2 separate regions of the Homo sapiens genome follow, and region 2 is linked to region 1. A link is a contact called in ENCODE Hi-C or POLR2A ChIA-PET data. All regions are on one chromosome and are shown on one strand. Each heading gives the region's core, a stretch centred on a gene start or an enhancer-like site at or near the end of the contact. The rest is flanking DNA. Distances are from core to core; before and after follow the strand shown. Region 1 holds the start of ESR1 (estrogen receptor 1). Region 2 overlaps ESR1 (estrogen receptor 1).

Region 1 (7,652 bases), core at 2,247-4,746:
CACCAAGATGAGTTTGGAAGAGAATGCTGGAGAGAAAGTGGTTAAGAAAACTGCCTTTACTGAACTTCTTGGGCTAACTTTGATTGTAAGTCTCTGAACAATCAAAGCCTGTGAGGAGACAGCTAACCTTCTTATTCTTCCTATGTCAATAGTGAACAATTGCAGATCCCCTTTCCTTTCCTTCTCCTTTCCCCTGTTCCTCTCTCCTCCCTCCCTGAATACTCTTGCTTTTTTCTGGGACTGGTCTAGAGCATGGGTGGCCATTGTTGACCTACAGGAGGCACCACTGTCACCAACAAAGGGTAACAGTCTTTCTTTTCAATATTTATTTATATCCAGTATTTATTTTCAATACTGACTATGGAGAGAGCTCTCCTGTGCTCAAACACTGCAATACTGGGGGTCTTTCAAAGCACAAAAACATATATTTGCATGATGGCATCATTAACATTTTTATGGCTTTCTATTTCTTTTTTGTACTGGTCTCAAGAGCCACTCATAAATCTCTCAGTAACTGCATAGTGTCCCAGGGCCAGAGACCGGCCACTCCTGGCATTGTGATTAGAGTCATTTAATATCCAAGGTGGTGACTAATGTCTGGCAACAAAGCCTCCATTGGGTGTCATGTGTCCTGGGACCCTGAGCGTGGGCACTCTAGGAGCACCTCAGTATTGCGTGTTAGTACTATGGCCGAGAGAATAGTTGAGAAAGTGGTCAAGAGGTGGATCCATGTGAACGCCACTGGGAAATGAGAGACCTCGTTCCCAATCACGGTCAGTGCAACTCGAAAGCCTAAAATCAGTTTAAAACAAAGGTATCTACCTTTATCTTATGTTCATATCCTAGGCTTTTAATAATACGTATTTTTCACATGTTTACAGAAAGCAGTCAACTGAGCTATTCATGGAAAGGTTTGTGGGTTTGGTTAACGAAGTGGAGGAGTATTACATTTCAGCTGGAAACACATCCCTAGAATGCCAAAACATTTATTCCAAAGTCTGGTTTCCTGGTGCAATCGGAGGCATGGCAATGCCTCTGTTCAGAGACTGGGGGCTAGGGCCAGTAAGGCATTTGATCCACATGTATCCCAGAAGGCTTTTATTGTTAAATTATATTCTTTCGGAAAAACCACCCATGTCCTATTTTGTAAACTTGATATCCATACACTTTTGACTGGCATTCTATTTTAGCCGTAAGACTATGATTCACAGCAAGCCTGTTTTTCCTCTTGCTTGGGGTGGCAGCAGAAAGCATAGGGTACTTTCCAGCCTCCAAGGGTAGGGGCAAAGGGGCTGGGGTTTCTCCTCCCCAGTACAGCTTTCTCTGGCTGTGCCACACTGCTCCCTGTGAGCAGACAGCAAGTCTCCCCTCACTCCCCACTGCCATTCATCCAGCGCTGTGCAGTAGCCCAGCTGCGTGTCTGCCGGGAGGGGCTGCCAAGTGCCCTGCCTACTGGCTGCTTCCCGAATCCCTGCCATTCCACGCACAAACACATCCACACACTCTCTCTGCCTAGTTCACACACTGAGCCACTCGCACATGCGAGCACATTCCTTCCTTCCTTCTCACTCTCTCGGCCCTTGACTTCTACAAGCCCATGGAACATTTCTGGAAAGACGTTCTTGATCCAGCAGGGTAGGCTTGTTTTGATTTCTCTCTCTGTAGCTTTAGCATTTTGAGAAAGCAACTTACCTTTCTGGCTAGTGTCTGTATCCTAGCAGGGAGATGAGGATTGCTGTTCTCCATGGGGGTATGTGTGTGTCTCCTTTTTCTTTCAGGACTTGTAGGATTCTTTGTGCCATTTGCATATAATTTGGCAGGTTCACATTTTTTAAGAGCCCTATGAAGTGCTTTTTGCATGTGTTTTAAAAAGGCATTTGAAAATTGAAAGTGTGATTTATGGAAATTAAATCATCTGTAAAAAATTGCTTTGGAAAGTAATGATTGCTGGCCATAAAGGGAAATATCTGCGATGCACCTAATGTGTTTTTAACCCTTTATTTGCTGACAATCTATAGTCATTAATGCTAAACTCGATTTTGGCTTCAGCTACATTTGCATATTGTCCAACAATGGTCTATTTTTGTAAGAATTAGATAAAATGTATACTTGATATAAAATAGTCAAAAATGTAACTCTTAGTAACAGTAAGCTTGGCATTTAGATAGACCATGAACACTTCGTCAGATACTCTGTTGGGTGTTTGGGATAGCAATTAAAACAAAGTATTGATAGTTGTATCAGAGTCTATTAGGCTGCAGCAAAGGAAGTTTATTCAAAAGTATAAACTATCCAAGATTATAGACGCATGATATACTTCACCTATTTTTTGTCTCCTTAATATGTATATATATATATATATATATATATATACACATATATGTGTGTGTGTATGTGCGTGTGCATGTTTAACTTTTAATTCAGTTAAAAACTTTTTTCTATTTGTTTTTCATCTGGATATTTGATTCTGCATATCCTAGCCCAAGTGAACCGAGAAGATCGAGTTGTAGGACTAAAGGATAGACATGCAGAAATGCATTTTAAAAATCTGTTAGCTGGACCAGACCGACAATGTAACATAATTGCCAAAGCTTTGGTTCGTGACCTGAGGTTATGTTTGGTATGAAAAGGTCACATTTTATATTCAGTTTTCTGAAGTTTTGGTTGCATAACCAACCTGTGGAAGGCATGAACACCCATGTGCGCCCTAACCAAAGGTTTTTCTGAATCATCCTTCACATGAGAATTCCTAATGGGACCAAGTACAGTACTGTGGTCCAACATAAACACACAAGTCAGGCTGAGAGAATCTCAGAAGGTTGTGGAAGGGTCTATCTACTTTGGGAGCATTTTGCAGAGGAAGAAACTGAGGTCCTGGCAGGTTGCATTCTCCTGATGGCAAAATGCAGCTCTTCCTATATGTATACCCTGAATCTCCGCCCCCTTCCCCTCAGATGCCCCCTGTCAGTTCCCCCAGCTGCTAAATATAGCTGTCTGTGGCTGGCTGCGTATGCAACCGCACACCCCATTCTATCTGCCCTATCTCGGTTACAGTGTAGTCCTCCCCAGGGTCATCCTATGTACACACTACGTATTTCTAGCCAACGAGGAGGGGGAATCAAACAGAAAGAGAGACAAACAGAGATATATCGGAGTCTGGCACGGGGCACATAAGGCAGCACATTAGAGAAAGCCGGCCCCTGGATCCGTCTTTCGCGTTTATTTTAAGCCCAGTCTTCCCTGGGCCACCTTTAGCAGATCCTCGTGCGCCCCCGCCCCCTGGCCGTGAAACTCAGCCTCTATCCAGCAGCGACGACAAGTAAAGTAAAGTTCAGGGAAGCTGCTCTTTGGGATCGCTCCAAATCGAGTTGTGCCTGGAGTGATGTTTAAGCCAATGTCAGGGCAAGGCAACAGTCCCTGGCCGTCCTCCAGCACCTTTGTAATGCATATGAGCTCGGGAGACCAGTACTTAAAGTTGGAGGCCCGGGAGCCCAGGAGCTGGCGGAGGGCGTTCGTCCTGGGACTGCACTTGCTCCCGTCGGGTCGCCCGGCTTCACCGGACCCGCAGGCTCCCGGGGCAGGGCCGGGGCCAGAGCTCGCGTGTCGGCGGGACATGCGCTGCGTCGCCTCTAACCTCGGGCTGTGCTCTTTTTCCAGGTGGCCCGCCGGTTTCTGAGCCTTCTGCCCTGCGGGGACACGGTCTGCACCCTGCCCGCGGCCACGGACCATGACCATGACCCTCCACACCAAAGCATCTGGGATGGCCCTACTGCATCAGATCCAAGGGAACGAGCTGGAGCCCCTGAACCGTCCGCAGCTCAAGATCCCCCTGGAGCGGCCCCTGGGCGAGGTGTACCTGGACAGCAGCAAGCCCGCCGTGTACAACTACCCCGAGGGCGCCGCCTACGAGTTCAACGCCGCGGCCGCCGCCAACGCGCAGGTCTACGGTCAGACCGGCCTCCCCTACGGCCCCGGGTCTGAGGCTGCGGCGTTCGGCTCCAACGGCCTGGGGGGTTTCCCCCCACTCAACAGCGTGTCTCCGAGCCCGCTGATGCTACTGCACCCGCCGCCGCAGCTGTCGCCTTTCCTGCAGCCCCACGGCCAGCAGGTGCCCTACTACCTGGAGAACGAGCCCAGCGGCTACACGGTGCGCGAGGCCGGCCCGCCGGCATTCTACAGGTACCCGCGCCCGCGCCGCCCGTCGGGGTGGCCGCCGCGCCCGGCAGGAGGGAGGGAGGGAGGGAGGGAGAAGGGAGAGCCTAGGGAGCTGCGGGAGCCGCGGGACGCGCGACCCGAGGGTGCGCGCAGGGAGCCCGGGGCGCGCGGCCCAGCCCGGGGGTTCTGCGTGCAGCCCGCGCTGCGTTCAGAGTCAAGTTCTCTCGCCGGGCAGCTGAAAAAAACGTACTCTCCACCCACTTACCGTCCGTGCGAGAGGCAGACCCGAAAGCCCGGGCTTCCTAACAAAACACACGTTGGAAAACCAGACAAAGCAGCAGTTATTTGTGGGGGAAAACACCTCCAGGCAAATAAACACGGGGCGCTTTGAGTCACTTGGGAAGGTCTCGCTCTTGGCATTTAAAGTTGGGGGTGTTTGGAGTTAGCAGAGCTCAGCAGAGTTTTATTTATCCTTTTAATGTTTTTGTTTAATGTGCTCCCCAAATTTCCTTTCATCTAGACTATTTGATTGGAAATATGTCAGCTATGATGATGACTTTCTGGGAAGCGATTCCTGTCACCCGCTTTCCCCTCCTCCCCACCCCACGTCCTGGGGCTTTAGAGAGCGATTGGGAGTTGAATGGGTCTGATTTCGGAGTTAGCTGGCTGAGTCCGCGCTGGAGCGGATTGCTGGCATGTGACTTCTGACAGCCGGAAATTTGTAGGTGTCCCGCGAGTTTAAAACAAGCCATATGGAAGCACAAGTGCTTAAAAATAATCTCCTGCCAGCCCAGTGACAAGCCTGTCCCACCCGGGGAGAATGCCCCGGAGTGGCGTGCGGGTCAGCCAGGGTCTGCGCCTCGCAGCCACTGTGGAAGGAGCGCGGCCGGTCCAGGACACAGGAGACCACTTTGTGACTTCAATGGCGAAGGTTGTGTGTCCTCATTTTAATTTTTTTCCCTACAAGAATTGTTCTTTCTCCCTCTCCTCTCCCTCCCATTTTCTCTTGCCCAGTTTCTCCTTTTGTTTTTTGTTTTTTGTTTTCCTGATGGGCCTGCAGAGGGATTAGGTGGGCGCTTCTGGTGAACACCTTCCTAGGTGGCCACAGGACAGGTGTACCCCGGACTGGGTTTGGAAGCTTCAGGGCGCCACATGGCTGGGTCCTGAATTAGGCATTTCCCAACTGTACACTGGTATCCGGACTGGTGTCCCTATATCTTTCTGCCTTGTAAGCCGTGGACCAGTTTTTGTTCAGTATTCTGTTTCCAGGGATATTTATAGCAGAAGGAAGGGGACTAAAGTGCAGTTTGGCCCCAGAGGATACTGAAGGGCAGATTCTGGGGGTATTCAGTGTGCATCTTCAGCCGCCTTGGAGAAATTTAGAGCATCCCACAGCCACGCAGATCCAAGCTGTCTTTACTCAAAAGACAAACAATGAACAAAACTTTTAAAGGTTGGCATATTTCAAATTAATTTTACTTGTTTTAATTTAGGGTTAAAACAGAGAAAAAGGATTTCTTCTGCCCACCTTTTTTTTTTTAAATGGAAGAACAAAGTACAGCGATTAAGTCTAATTCCACACAACATTTAAAACTGCTTGATGTGAAGGAAGGCACTGGTATGATGTGAATTCCATAACCTTATGATGGACTCCAGAAACCATTTTCTTCCCTATTTAATTTTCAGTTCTTTTATTGCAAATTAATGCTGCTGAATTTCAATGGGCACTAATGAGACTGCTCCTTGGTAGATTATTTACTGCCTTGCTAATAATTACAAAGTGAACCTGGTCAAATACAGAGGGGATCGCATCTTATTCAAAATTGTTCATCATCCCAGTGATAAGTGGTATCAGTGTAATATGCCCTATCTTACACTTTCTGCATTACATGATATTCAAACACTCTTAGAATAATAAAAAAAGAGACAAGGAACTTAAAAATTAAAAAAAAAACTTGCACAAATGGGACTCTGTGTGGAAATTCAGTTTTAGAATGATTTTTCCTGTGTTTTATTTCCCGGATTATCTTTCCTCTTTTGTTAGAATTCTGCCTGTTATTATCCAGCAAGGAAAAGAAGCATCTATGCAAGTTCTTCATATGGACAGATATTATTTAGTATTTTTCCCCTCTCAGTTTTTCTGCTTAAATGACTCTGGGTATAAAGGAAAGGATTGATTGGGCTCTTTTAGGAAACTTTAAGTTTCTTAAGTAGTTCTCAAAAGTTTTGGGGCTGAAAGCAGTGTTTTCAAACTGCTTGTCATGACCCAGAGGGTCATGAACTCAGTTTAGTGAGTCTAGAATATTTTTTAAAAGGACTAAAATGGAAAGGAATATAATAGAAAATATCAGAGTGCATGGTATTTCGTAAGGATAAGTTTTGTTTCCTGAAAATCTGTTTTAATTATATGTGCTTCTGTGTGCTGATTGTGATGTAAAATGTATTTCTTACTGTGGATTGAATTCAAAGAAAAAATTAGAAAGCTAATGGCCTAAAATATTATATGTTCAGTAGAAAACAAAAAATTCAGGCAAGTGGCTGGTTGTTTTTACCTATACAAATCAAAAGGCTATTTTGATTGTCTTCATTTTCCCCTTATAAATTAGGTTGGTGTCTTTAGTCATTTAGGCTAAGTTTTACTATCTGATTCTTAACTTTTCTATTGTAGAATGGTGCTGTCATGTGGACTGTCCTCCCGAGTGTCCCACTGGATGTTCAGAGAATTTATGTGAAGGTCACGTCATTTAGCATTGAGATGCTGTGGTTACCTTCTTCCATTTCTTCCATAATATGCAGCCACATCTATGTGTGAAGAAATGTAATAGATAAAATTTCTCTGGACGCATAATAATGTGAGAAAGATTGTCACATGTCCCAGCAAATTGTTATTAATATAAATTTGTTACTTGGCAAGCTGAGATTTTGCAAGATGTTACTCAAAATTTCACAATGAAGGAAACAGGGAGTCATCTTATCCTGGGTTCCTTTTTTAGATTTCAAACAACTTAGGAACTTTGAATAAAACTAAAGATGAAGCTTAACTATATCAACTATCCTTTTTAAAGTTCTAATTAGGAATTTAATGCTGCATGCTTATTTCAGTTTTATTACTCAGTATTCTTAAAAGTTAGACGTCTCTCACTTCTCCAAAAAACTTGGCAAATGTATAAATCTTTTGCATCAAAATCAATGCCCTGCTAATTTGTATCCTGGCCATCTGCATATTTTGGACAACTAATTTTTCCACTGGTGATCATTTGAAACTCTTTCTCAACTTTGAATAGAGACTGATTTCCAAAGTGAGATTTAAGTGACTAAGTTTCAAGTTTCCGATACATTTTTCCTTTTACTTAGATAACATTTCAGCCCCCTTCCTTTCTGATCTTACTTTTTTATTAATTTAAATTGTTACTGATTACGTGACACTTTGTGCTGGTCTAAGAATAGTCCAGAGTCACATATTCCCTGGTGAATGAGCATATTTTCGGATGAAAACG
Region 2 (7,652 bases), core at 1,795-4,294, 94 kb after region 1:
AAGGAAGTTTTCCTCAATTATCCCCCCAGATATGTTTTCCAAACTTTTAGATTTCTCTTCTTTCTCAGGAACACCAATTATTCTTAGGTTTGGTTGTTTAATTCTGTCCCAAACTTCTTGGAGGTTTTGTTCATTTTTTTTTTTTTTTCTTTTCTTTTTTTTTTTTAATTGATCATTCTTGGGTGTTTCTCGCAGAGGGGGATTTGGCAGGATCACAGGACAATAGTGGAGGGAAGGTCAGCAGATAAACAAGTGCACAAAGGTCTCTGGTTTTCCTAGGCAGAGGACCCTGCGGCCTTCTGCAGTTTTTGTGTCCCTGGGTACTTGAGATTAGGGAGTGGTGATGACTCTTAACGAGCATGCTGCCTTCAAGCATCTGTTTAACAAAGCACATCTTGCACCGCCCTTAATCCATTCAACCCTGAGTGGATACACCACATGTTTCAGAGAGCACAGGGTTGGGGGTAAGGTCACAGATCAACAGGATCCCAAGGCAGAAGAATTTTTCTTAGTACAGAACAAAATGAAAAGTCTCCCACGTCTACCTCTTTCTACACAGACACGGCAACCATCCGATTTCTCAATCTTTTCCCCACCTTTCCCCCCTTTCTATTCCACAAAACTGCCATTGTCATCATGGCCCGTTCTCAATGAGCTGTTGGGCACACCTCCCAGACGGGGTGGTGGCCGGGCAGAGCGGCTCCTCACTTCCCAGTAGGGGCGGCCGGGCAGAGGCGCCCCTCACCTCCCGGACGGGGCGGCTGGCCGGGCGGGGGGCTGAACCCCCACCTCCCTCCCGGACGGGGCGGCTGGCCGGGTGGGGGGCTGACCCCCCCACCTCCCTCCCGGACGGGGCGGCTGGCCGGGCGGGGGGCTGACCCCCCCGCCTCCCTCCCGGACGGGGCGGCTGGCCGGGCAGAGGGGCTCCTCACTTCCCAGTAGGGGCAGCTGGGCAGAGGCGCCCCTCACCTCCCGGACTGGGCAGCTGGCCAGGCGGGGGGCTGAACCCCCACCTCCCTCCCGGACGGGGCGGCTGGCCGGGCGGGGGGCTGACCCCCCCACCTCCCTCCCGGACGGGGCGGCTGGCCAGGCGGGGGGCTGACCCCCCCACCTCCTTCCCGGACGGGGCGGCTGGCCGGGCAGAGGGGCTCCTCACTTCCCAGTAGGGGCGGCTGGGCAGAGGCGCCCCTCACCTCCCGGACTGGGCAGCTGGCCAGGCGGGGGGCTGACCCCCCCACCTCCCTCCCGGACGGGGCGGCTGGCCGGGCGGGGGGCTGACCCCCCCACCTCCCTCCCGGACGGGGCGGCTGGCCGGGCGGGGAGCTGACCCCCCCACCTCCCTCCCGGACGGGGTGGCTGCCGGGCGGAGACGCTCCTCACTTCCCAGACGGGGTGGCTGCCGGGCTGAGGGGCTCCTCACTTCTCAGACAGGGCGGTTGCCAGGCAGAGGGTCTCCTCACTTCTCAGACGGGGCGGCCCGGCAGAGACGCTCCTCACATCCCAGACGGGGCGGCAGGGCAGAGGCGCTCCCCACATCTCAGACGATGGGCGGCAGGGCAGAGACGCTCCTCACTTCCTAGATGGGATGGCGGCCGGGAAGAGGCGCTCCTCACTTCCTAGATGGGATGGCGGCTGGGCAGAGACACTCCTCACTTTCCAGACTGGGCAGCCAGGCAGAGGGGCTCCTCACATCCCAGACGATGGCGGCCAGGCAGAGACGCTCCTCACTTCCCAGACGGGGTGGCCCCGGGCAGAGGCTGCAATCTCGGCACTTTGGGAGGCCAAGGCAGGCTGCTGGGAGGTGGAGGTTGTAGCGAGCTGAGATCACGCCACTGCACTCCAGCCTGGGCACCATTGAGCACTGAGTGCGGTTTTGTTCATTTTTTAAATTCTTTTTTCTTTGTCTTTGTTGGATTGAGTTAATTTGAAAACCTTGTCTTTGAGCTCTGAAGTTCTTTCTTATGCTTGTTTTATTCTATTGCTGAGACTTTCAAGAACATTTTGCATTTCTCTAAGTGTGTCCTTCATTTCCTGAAGTTGTGATTGTTTTTTATTTATACTAACTATTTCACTGAAGATTTCTCCCCTCATTTCTTGTATCATTTTTTTGACTTCCTTAAATTGGACTTCACCTTTCTCTGGTGCCTCCTTAATTAGCTTAACAATCGACCTTCTGAATTCTTTTTCAGGTGACTCAGGGATTTCTTCTTGGCTTGGATCCATTGCTGGTGAGCTAGTGTGATTTTTTGAGGGGTATTAAAGAACCTTGTTTTGTCGTATTACTGGGATTGTTTTTCTGGTTCCTTCTCATTTGGTAGGCTATGTCTGAGGGAAGTACTAGGGCTCAAGGCTGCTGTTCAGATTCTTTTGTCCCACAGGTTGTTTTCTTGATGTAGTACTCTCCCCCTTTTCTTAGAGATGTGGCTTCCTGGGAACCGACCTGTAGTGACTGTTATTTCTCTTCTGGATCTAGCCATTCAGCAGGGCTACCAGGCTCCAGGCTAGTACTGGGGGCTGTCTGCTCAGAGTCCTGTGCTATGGGCTGTTTTCAGGTCTCACAGCGTTGGATTCCAGCACCTGCTCTGATAGAGGTGGCAGGGGAGTGAAATGGACTCTGCAGGGGTCCTTAGCTTTTGTTGTTTAATGCACTATTTTTGTGCTGGTTGGCCTCCTGCCAGGAGGTGGCACTTTCAAGACAGCGTCAGCTGTGGTAGTATAGGGAGGATCAGGCAGTGGCCAGGGCCTTAGAACTCCCAAGAGTATATGACCTTTGCCTTCAGCTACCAGGATGGATAGGGAATGACCATCAGGTGGGGCAAGGCTAGGACTGTCTGAGCTCAGACTCTCCTCGGGTGAGTCTTGCTGAGGCTGTGCTGTGGGGCAGGGGGGTGAGGTTCCCAGGTCAATGGAGTTATGTTCCCAGAGGATTATGGCTGCCTCTGCTGCGTCATGCAGGCTGTCAGGAATGTGGGGGAAAGCCGGCAGTTACAGGCCTCACCCAGCTCCCTTGCAACCCCCAAAACCGGTCTCACTCCTGTGCCCTACCAACAGCATCAAGTTTGTTTGCAGGCAGCGGATGAGCAAGGCTAAGAACTTGCCGCAGGCTACCAGCCTCCCAGCAAAGAATGTAAGTAGGGCTTTCATGCCTCCCTTCCTGTTGAATCTGTACACCAAATTCACTCCCTCCCCCAAGTTCTGGCCAGGTGACTTCATGTTTGGTTGGAATTGTTACAAAGTTCAGCTGGAGGTTTCCTTCTCGCTGTGGTCTTTTCCCAGTTCCTCTGGCCACCCTCCCCAAGGACCCCTGTGAGACAAGGTAGAAATGGCTTATTAGGGGACCCAGAGAGCCCACAGGGCTTTTCCCCTTGCTTTCTCTACCCTTTATTTCACTCAGCTGTCTAATTAAATCAGCTCCAGGTAAGTTCATATCCTTCTCCCATGATCTGGAGCTGCAGATTCCCCAGTGAGGGTGTGTGTTCGGGGGTGGGCTATCCCCCTTTCCTACTTTCACAGCTTGGGCACTCACAGTATTTGGGGTGTCTCCTGGGTCCTGTAGGAGCAAACTGCTTCCTTCACAGGGTCTGTGGATTCTCTTGGCTTTCCTGGTATATTCCTGTAGTAGTTCTGGAGCAGAAGTTTATGGTGTGAGTTTCCACACACTGCTCTGTTCATCCAAGTGAGAGCTGCAATCTAGTCCTGCCTCCTTTCCACCATTTTTTGGCCTTGACGTATTACATTTATTTTATGTTTGAAGTTTTGGCAGTTTTATTTTGAAAATTTTACATAACAAATGCCAAGCCAAATCCAAACTTCTTGGCCTAAATCATTTACAGATAACCTTTACTGAGCATTTACTACATGAAGGTGTTGTTGACACAGGGGATTTAAGATGTGATCACTGACCACAACATCCAGGCAACCTAAAAGTGAAAAGAGGTCATTCACAAAAAATAGGACCAAACTTCCTCCATTCCTCAAGGGACCTAGGACTGGAGTTGGCCTAAAAATTCCTGCTGTATCACCTCACCCACCAGTTTTGATCTTGCTCTCAGGGATCAAGGAAGCTCAAGGTTTCTGGCCCTTTTGGCTCATGTTCTTGGAGGTATATTCTATTGTCAAGTTAAAGTCGTACCCATCCTAGATCTGTTTCTCTCTCTTTGTGGTTCCAGTCTCATAGAAAACATAACTATGTGAAAACACCAACTACCCCATAAAGCTATTCTGAGACTCAAAGACATGAACTCTATTTTGATAATCACAAATTGATGTATAGATGTCAGATATCATTCATGTATTATGTAGCATTGTGGTTTAAGTCTTAGCTGTTGGAATCAGACTACTTGCATTCAAATTTTAGCTCTGTTGATAGGTGTGTAACCTTGAACAAGATACGTAACCTCTTCAGACCTTTGTCTCTTTGTTTGTCAAATAACGACAATAATAATACTAACTTAGTAAGTATGTATAAGGAGGCATGTAAAGCTTCTATTGTATTTGGCTTATGGTGAGCCCTTCATATAAATTGGTTACAATGGGTAATGAAAAGTACGTTCAATTTTTCCCACAAGGATTTAATCTAATCTCTAAATAAAATGCCAGTTTTAGTATACTGTCATCATTATAAGGAAACTATAATTCTTAAGTAATTAATTACTTTGGTTCCCTTTGGATAATTAGTGATACATAAAATGCAGTACCTTGCCCTGAGGAACCTACAAGTTAGCCTCCCTCTAATCCTGGCATTCAAAGTCCTCCACCTTCCGAATTACACCTGTTTTTTCAGGCATTGTCTCCCACTTTCCTAGCAAGCCTTTGGCTCCAGGAAACTGTTCTGTTCATTGACGACAGAATGTATTTTGTCCCGTATGCCTCCCTTCAATCTGAAGTTCATTTTTAGTAATTTTTTTTATTAGTAGTGACTTTCCCCATTTACTAATGCCTTTCTCTTTAGCTCATTTAGAATTCCCTGGAAGTCATCATGTTTTCCTTCTGAATTGCTATCATATTCTGTCTCTGTGTCTAATCAGAAAGTTAGGTGAGCTGCTGTCTCAGCTCCTGTGTTAATCCAGGTACTGAGCTCTTTGTACCCTGCCAGCTTGAGGGCAACTTGGATGCGCTGGTGTGTAGTGATTTGCAACTGTGAGAGAGCCGTTTCCATCAACAAGTGACAGCTTTTGGTTCTAAACACTGCTTGACCTCATTCTGGTTTGAACATATACTTTGGCCTCTGCCCTCTACCTCACCTCCAGTTCTGATCTTGGGCATGCCACAGAACCCCATCTACACTAGGCTTTCATTTTGGACTTCTAAGTCCTTTACTTGACCACTTATTTTCTTTAATTGCTAGACTTAATCATCCATGCATATGACAGCCACTCAGCTCTGACCCCAATACTTCATTGAGGCTCATGCCAGTCTGACCTCTCACAGGGAAGAGCACCCCTGCCGGTGAGCCCCTGGCCCTTGGATTATGCTGTCCCACCAGTGCCCAGCTGGCTGCTTGGCACTGCATGTGATGTATCTTTGTTTATTGATCGCTTAATTGAATGGGATATAGGATTATATTCCATGTTCCAGATCAAGTTGAGCCAAGCTGACAACTTAGTATTAAAAAAATATATTTATCTCCTATCTGTCCAATTAAAATTTTAATTTCTAGAGGTAGAGACAGTCACATTGCTATTTAATTCCTAGCACAGCAGTATTTTTGTCAATATTTGTTATTAGTGGTGAGTTTAAATTATAAAGGAAAAAAGAGAAGTGGTGATTTATGTCAGCGCTTGGCTAAACTATTCCCTTGATATAAGTCTATTATTCAGGTCACATAAGCATGACTGAAGTAATATCACAACCATAATATCATAATTATCTCTCTTGCTGTCTCTGTCACTTTCTCACTTTTGTTTGTGCATAGTGCATAGACCTGTAGAAAATTTATTAGTAATCTGAAGCATAAAACCAAATATTACAACTATCATAACAAATAAATAAAACTGTGCACTCCTTTAGGGAGTAGTAAAGCCATTTCTAAAATTAAGTCAAAGTAAGATTCCCTTATTATTGAGATATTTTAGTGGTATACACTATCATAAGTAAGATGAATAATTTTGTTAGCAGCTGACACTGCTATATAGATATTTATCTTGGGAAGTTCTCAGTGTAACATCTTTACTGTGTTTTTCTCTTTAGATTATACTTTTATGTTTATTATTTTGTTTCGTGGGGGATTCAAAAATATGCATTTTATGCCATACTTGGGGATTCCCTATAAATTATTAGTTGTAATATGACAGTTCCATCATGAATTTTCCAGGTATTCTTTTATGCAAGCAGATAATAGCTCATTTTGGTTTTTAACACATTCATGCATATTCTTTCTCTCTCAATAAATATGGTTTTAATTTATTAAATGAAAGATTTAAAAATGTGCTAAGCATTTTAATAATAATCGATTTTGGATTAACTTGTTATGTTTACTCTAGGGCTGTAGTTCACCATTTATTCAGTTAAGTCCTTCCCCAAATTCAATATTGAACATGTGGAATTGATTCGTTTCACGTGGATGTATCATTTACTCCCAAGATGTTGGTTTTTGGCATTTAGTACTGGTAATGGGCCAGGAAAGTGCTCATCTATATTTGTTGTTATTCACTGATTGCATCTTGCCCTTGCACCCACTGAGACGATGGGAAAGTAGCAACAATACTAGGTGATTTCTTTGATTTAAACCCAATTAAAAGAATTAGAGAGTTGTCTGATACAAGGCCAAAGAACTAAGAACAGAAACAAAAGCAAAACAACAAACAGCAGCACAAACTCCAGTGAGATAAATTTTTAAAACATTGGGAATATTTAAAAAATAAAAACACTCCAATGAACCACCCAGGTTTTATTAAAGAGTAGAGAACTCAAACAGCAGAAGGCAGAGCTGGTGGAGGAAACTCAGCAACTGCTCAGAAATGAAACAACCTAGGAAGGAGGTGCGAGTGACCTGAAACTCCTTTTAAAAACAGAAAGGACAAAAAGAGGTATGGGCTGACAAAAGGAAAGTGGTAGATTACTGATGTATTGCATTATGCTTAGAATGTCTCAGAATGCGAGAGGCAGTAAACACACCAGAAGAGGATACAATATCCGGACCATGTGCAACTGCAAATAAATGTTTGGGTTAAAACTTGGTTGATTCTAAATTACATGAAGAGCTGATGATAATTGAGGCAGAACTGATAGACCTAACAATAGAAAAAAATCGATTTAAATTCAGAGAAGAGGTCATTTAAGAAAGTATAATGAAGCCACTTAATAAAAGGAAATATTCCTCTAACTAAAGTTTGAGATTTAGGGCATAATCCTCAAAGACAGGCTAATATAATCTATTTTTTGATTAAAAAAAGGAACTTTTGGTTTAAAGTAAGATGTTCAGCTGCTCTTAGAGTTTATTTCTCCATATTTGGGCATATAAGAATTTAAGGAAAAATATAGAAATATAAGAAAGATTTCATGAGAATCACAAGCATAGTTTATAGGCAAGATAGCCTTTTCTGTTTGAAAGCGAAAAATACTATTTCAACATGTAAAAACCTAAGTCAGTTTTCACTGGCATGTCCCACAATCATGCCTGAAATAATGGTTGAAGACAGATGTGAGACATT

What was found. A loop is a pair of places that touch in the nucleus more often than their neighbours do. ChIA-PET counts read pairs that join two places held with the same protein, here RNA polymerase II (POLR2A). Pooled maps may share reads with other maps.
Region 2: a map of PC-9 shows a loop between it and region 1 (2.7-fold over the local background). The contact joins the enhancer-like site here to the promoter of ESR1 in region 1. A Hi-C loop is called at or near these places in 1 of 168 maps with a recorded cell type or tissue (PC-9) and 1 of 50 pooled maps. POLR2A ChIA-PET finds 5 or more read pairs at or near these places in 1 of 52 experiments (activated CD8-positive, alpha-beta memory T cell).

Annotation. Positions count from the first base shown.
Region 1 is chr6:151,804,186-151,811,837 of GRCh38, forward strand. It overlaps ESR1 (estrogen receptor 1), which reads left to right and starts at 3,497. Exons shown (of 8, transcript NM_000125.4): 1 at 3,497-4,179. The coding sequence starts at 3,728.
Region 2 is chr6:151,898,252-151,905,903 of GRCh38, forward strand. The region is part of intron 3 of ESR1 (estrogen receptor 1); the gene reads left to right. Among named protein-coding and RNA genes, the nearest start is that of ESR1, 94 kb to the left of the region's middle. RefSeq lists an enhancer at 2,180-3,379. Within about 2 kb of position 3,045, at least 3 of the 41 ENCODE cell types and tissues checked have a DNase peak (open chromatin) inside an H3K27ac peak, as active enhancers do; they include PC-9, where a contact is called at or near this core.